Regions from separate parts of the Homo sapiens genome. Here region 2 is linked to region 1. Evidence: chromatin loops called from intact Hi-C (ENCODE). Cell type or tissue: Caco-2. All regions are shown on one strand. Links, peaks and the distances in the headings refer to the core of each region. The heading gives the core; the rest is flanking DNA.

Evidence for each region. Peaks named below come from ENCODE experiments on the same cell type or tissue, not always from the same donor. Only the 100,000 strongest peaks of a DNase experiment are listed, where the experiment ranks them.
Region 2: a loop joins it to region 1, with 4 times the contacts of the local background. A loop is called at or near these places in 2 of 110 quality-filtered maps.

The regions. Positions count from the first base shown.
Region 1 is chr3:148,953,961-148,956,884 of GRCh38, reverse strand. LOC107986045 (a long non-coding RNA gene) reads right to left here. Exons shown (of 3, transcript XR_001740565.2): 3 at 797-1,303. Among named protein-coding and RNA genes, the nearest start is that of GYG1, 36 kb to the left of the region's middle. In Caco-2, for the core only: a CTCF peak has its summit at 1,237 (motif pointing left); a DNase peak (open chromatin) is centred at 1,204.
Region 2 is chr3:149,392,140-149,395,063 of GRCh38, reverse strand. It overlaps LOC105374151 (a long non-coding RNA gene), which reads left to right. Exons shown (of 3, transcript XR_924574.3): 3 at 1,463-1,652. Among named protein-coding and RNA genes, the nearest start is that of TM4SF1-AS1, 16 kb to the right of the region's middle. In Caco-2, for the core only: a CTCF peak has its summit at 1,507 (motif pointing left); a DNase peak (open chromatin) is centred at 1,503.

The DNA of each region.
Region 1 (2,924 bases), core at 275-2,774:
TGTTTACTGAGAACATCCGTTGTGTCGAGGCACGGCAGATCCAATTGTGGACAAATAGAAGTCAGTCTCTGCCTTTGCGGAGTTGACAGAAATAGATGATTAGATTTATAACAACGTTAGGCAGTGAGGAGTGCTATGAAGAAAATACAGCAGTGTCGGGATAGAGTGTAATACTGTGGGTGCTAGTGTAGATGTGCGTGCTCAGGGAAGGCATGACATTCGGGCATAACCCTGAATGAAAGCGAGAGGGTGAACCATGTGGTATCTGAGAGAATATAATTCTAGATAGAGGGACAATCAAAGTGCAAAGGCCCTGAGGCAAGAACACAATTGTGTTCAAAGAACAACATAGAGGCCGGTCTGGCTAGAGTAAGCAATGAGAAGAATTGTGGGCAAGGAAGTTGAAGTAGTCTCCTAGTCATACACAGGCTAGGAGAAGGGCACATTTTGGACCAGTACACAAATGAAGTCCTCAAACAGAGCTGACTGCGGAAGACAGGGCTTTAGGGACAGGATGAGATGGATTACCCATCTCCCAATCTCTGGATCAATTGTGTGCGGTGGCAGCCCTCAGTGGAGAGGGATAACCGAAGTCCTGTCTCTCCCAAAGTTCAGACCGTCAGCCTATAACTGTCCCCAAAGAAGGGTGAAGGCAGGGACAGGGTTTATCTGCTTCCCTAGCTCAGAAGCCCAGGCGGTTCCACAGGGGATCCGGGAGAATACAAGTGCTCCTCCTCTAACAAGCACCACACTGCCGCTTAATGTTACAGGCCTCTGACAGATGAAATCAAACCTGTTTTGGCCCTAGAGTGAAATGATTTATTCCAGCAAGTGGAAATAGGAAGAGTTGAAAGGCAGTACAGGCCAGAATGTGGGTTGGCTTCGTAGACTGAGTAATGTGGGTTGGCTTGGTGTAATTCGTTTTTGGAATACATTTTTTTTTAAGGTTTAGTGAGGAGGAGGTAAACAATCCTTTGAGAACCATATAAAGCTCTGCCTCCAGCGTGTGATGGTCAGAGAGCACGGTCATTGCCTTTGGCATTCTCTGCTAAGTTTTCACCCTTGGTGTTTTGCCTTTTCCTTCTTGCTTGGCTGGGAGAGTTATGAGCTCCTTAGGAAAGAATGTCCTGCTTTCTCTGTTGGCCCTGCTGAGGGGCAAACATTAAAAAAAAAAAAAAAAAAAAACCATTAGCTGTAAATCTCTGTGGTAAGAGTGCCCTCTTCTGGTTCGGCTTCTTTGTCTTGAGCTGCCAGTTCCCTAACAATGCTGTTTTTAGGCTTCCGATCTTTTTGATGAAATAAACTAGCAAAGAAAAAAAGCAAAAAAATACCATTGAGGATACATTCATTTCACCCAGTGTTTCTAGAACCCCTTCCACAGTTCTAATTCTTACTTGGCCATATTTTCTGAAATTTCGGACCCAGACTTTCTTTGGGATTTACACTTAGCCTTTTGCGAATCCAGAAAAACAGGTAAAAATAGTAGCATTTCAGAGCTTGGAACGGGTGTTGCAATGGGTTCGTCTGGTCACTTTTATGCTTCTGTTTCTATGCCATTTATTAAGTGCCTACTCAATTTATTGAATATTTGAGGGCCAAGCATTCTCCTAGGCCCTCCAAGATCATAAATGAGATACAGCCCTTGCCTTTGCTAAGAATGTCGTGGGAAATATAGATGAGTAACAGAAAATTACAACATCAGCTGACAAATAACTGAGATGTGAACAGGTGGTTATAGGGGGACATGAAGGAATTTCTTTGGTTATTCAAGCCCAAATGTGAGAAAAATCAATGCCTCCTCAACTCGAATTGTTCCTGTAACAGTCACATCTCTTTATGTACTAGATCCAGGGCTCTATGATGAGCAAATCGTGATGGGTTTAATATATTTCTTCTACTAAACCCCAAAAATAATTTTAGATCTAAAAGGGACATGAAAATATGTCAGTTTTCTCCATTTTTTTTTCTATGTCAAGGGAAAAATTTTCTTTTACAAGGAACATTTTGAGAGGCTCTATATATCTAGCTTCAAGTAATTAAAATTGGTTTTAATTGTGGAATACCAATGCACAATTCTGTGTGGGGTTTGCTAGAAATCATAGATTCAATAGAAACAATTTTCCTCCATATAAAGGGAGAGTTATATTTCATGAGACTCTCCAGAAATCATTCTTCCATTCTGGTCTCTTGTGACTTTTCTCTGTGGGCTCTAACCCATAATCTTGCATATATACAGCTCAGGATGTTACTTAGTGTCCCAATGGCCTTTAAGGTTGTATTTTGTTTTATTTTAGAAAATTTGTTAATGAAATTTTCTGTTTTCTTCTATGTCCTGGATCTTTTGCATAAGAAAAGCTTTAATACAAAGTAGGAGAAGGAGATGGGAGGCAGAGAGGAAAGAGAGAATTCATTTGTGAGCTACAGCAGTCTTCCTGTGTCCATCTCTTGGCTATAAATTCAGATAAAACATGTCAGTGATATTTTAGGGGATGCTTCTCATCAGGTATATATGGTGTTGCTTATTTTACTTTATTTAAAATATTTATTTTATTTTTAACTGCCTATGCAAATTTATCTGCATAAATCTGGTCGCTTTTTTCATTTCTTTTTCCAGTATTGGTTTTAACTCTCAATCATGTACTAAAGAAAGGACTTCTAACTTTTAAATTAGAACTGATAAGCTTTCTTTCTCATAGGACATCTATTTCTAGGTTCCAGCTTTGGTTCACTATACCTTGTCCAAAAATATCTTCTAAACTCAAGAATTCCTAAGGGGGCTTTGGAGCGAGAGGTATCCACAAAATTCTTAGATTACACCCTGAGAAACACTGATGTAGGCACTGTTTTTCTGATTTGAAATTAAAAATCTCAAATGGACTTGGAGGAACAGAGGCTTAATGTAGCTCTGAGCCTGCTCAGTTCTG
Region 2 (2,924 bases), core at 132-2,631, 440 kb before region 1:
AAATAGAGAGACAGGGCTGGAGTGCGCTTGTTCTGCATTAGACTAGGCTAATGAGAAAATGCTAAAGGTGTTGGAAAAGGCAAGAGCCAAAGAAGCCTTAGAGAGAAAGTTATGATTGGGGGTTCAGAATAGGAGATTGAGGGCATAGAAGCTACAAGGCTTGCTGCAGAGCAGGCTGAGGCTCCACAGAGGAGGAGAGACAGGACTCGACCAGGTGTTGCCTTGGGGCTATGTATGAATCTCCTGTACAGACTCCAGTAAGGAGTTCTTAAGTGTTCCCTTTTTTAAATTTAATTTTTGAATAGATTATACTTTTGCAAGGTTCAAAATTTTTAAAGGTCCTGTAGGTTTTATCAGGAAAAAGTCTCCATAACACTCCAGCCCCAAACCACCCAGTTCTCATCCCCAGAAGCCACCAATATTATCAGTTTACTGTGTGTCCTCCAGAGCTATTTTATGCACATACAAGCAAACAGACATTTGTATATATTCACTCTCTCTTTCATTTTTTTTAAACAAGTAGCAGCTTGCTACATAAATTATTTTGTATCCTGCTTTACTCTCTGTAAAATATCTTGGATATTGTTTCATTTTATTAGGCAGATTCTTCATTCCTTTTTTTTTTCAGCTGCAGAGTATTCACTATAGCAAGGTACAAATGGTTTTTGGTCAGTTTCCACTTTTGGTTGCTTTGATCATTTGCTATTATATACACGATGCTGTAAATTTTTAATTTATTTTGTGTCATGAACCCCTTTGGCAGTCTGGTGAAGCCTATTAATTTCTTCTTAATAAAATATTTTCAAGTGCATGCAAAATTCTCAGGATTAAAAGGAAACCAATTATGCTGATATATAGGTATCAAAATATTCTTTATATAAACATTTATTTAGAAATATATGTACTTATTTATTAAAACTTAATAAGATCTAGCAGTGGATCAAATTCTTGTAATTTCAAAATATGAGTGAGCATAAATGCTGTTTCAAAATATCTGCAACAATTGTAATGTGATGTAAAATATCTGTGATTTTATTGGTAACAAAGGCATAGGCTGATACTATCATGGTTTCCTGCTTGCTTTCATAATTAAAGGAAATGACAAATTTTACTTAGAGTTAAGAAACCCTGCCTTATACATACATCATTTCCCAAACACTCAAGTGTATGTGTAGGGTATATTTTTAGAAGTGTTTTAAATTAGCAACTGCAAATAAATTTATAATTGAATACATATTGCCAAACTGCTGAAAATGCAGTCGTTCTACCAACACTGAATAAGGGTATGTTAACAAGCATTTTAATCCTTGCCAATCCGAGAGATGAAAAATAATATTTTGGTGGTTTTATTTTGCACTCTCTTGTCAAAAGCAAATTTGAACATCTTTTCATATATTTATGAACCATCTTCTTTTCTGTGTGTTCATACCCCTTGCTCATTGTACTATTGGTTTGTTAGCAGGTTTGCTGTGTTGCAAACGCCAGGGGACATCAGTCACAGAGACCTGAATGTACACAGCACCCCCTGGAGTTGGCAATGCGGAGGCTCTGGCTGTTGATCCCAAAGAAGATTTAAATTGCAGTCCATTATATTTTTCTCTCAGACTTCTGTTTCTTTGAATATTCCAAATAGATTAAAATATAATCTGGAATCTTAAGTGCCTTAGTCTTATTTAGGTAACAATACTATCTAAGAAAAACTCTAGAAGAATTCACAACAAATTGCTAACTATAGTTATCTCTGGCAGAGGAAGTAGCATGGGAAAGGCGTGGGAAAATTTTTTACTTTGACTTTTTTTTCACCTGTGTACTTATGTATAATTTGTGTGGAATAAATAAAATAATAAATATACATGATAAAATTTCAAATAAAAGTTAAAAAAATTACGGGGCACTCCTCCTTGAGCCTATATGATGGTTTTGAAATACTATTCAAAAAGAACCAGGACTTCTTAGAGAAATGACTGAGTGCAGGTCTCGGGCAGGAAATGTACAAGATGAGCCTGGCACCTCTTATTAATACCACATAGCAAGAAAGGTACGAAGATGACTAGGGCCATGGCAAAAGGACTCATGAACTAACTTGAAGAGGCTTCTACTGACCAAAGACAGAGCAACTTAAGCATCAATAAAGATAATAACTGCAATGGCTATGATGAAATACATTATGAATGCATAAAGTTCATACTAATGTTAAACAAAATGAAAATTAATTGGTCATACTGGGTAGATGATGGGGAACTAACAAATTATTTTAAAAATTGGTAAATCCAGGCAAAGAATCTAGCATTTATTGTAACTTTTTTTTTTTTTTTTGAGACAGAGTTTTGCTCTTGTTGCCTAGGCTGGAGTGCAATGGTGCGATCTCGGCTCACTGCAACCTCCTCCTCCCGGGTTAAAGCAATTCTCCTGCCTCAGCCTCCCAAGTAGCTGGGATTACAGGCATGCACCACCACTCCCGGCTAATTTTGTATTTTTAGTAGACACAAGGTTTCTCCATGTTGGTCAGGCTGGTCTCAAACTCCCGACCTCAGGTGATCTGCCCACCTTGGCCTCCCAAAGTGCTGGGATTACAGGGCACCCGGCCCTATTCTAACTTTTTAATGCAAACTGAGTCTCCAGGTCATCAAATAATAGACAAGGAGAAGTTTCCTTTCATAAAAAGTAATCCAGCTAATAAATTAAAACAGAATGAGAAAATTCATAATTCCTAATGAATGATTATACCCAGGCATTGGCCACCCACAGCTGTGAGCTTTACCAAAAGGAAAACAACTTGGCCTTAGGTGCATCCTAATGAAAAAGCGCAATCCCACATAAAAAGTGGTTTTGCCAAATACAGGAAAAAAAAAAAAGAACCAAAAAACTTTGAATCTGATGAAGTGTCCAGGTCCAACGGCCAATTGGCGTGTTAAGCAATAGAA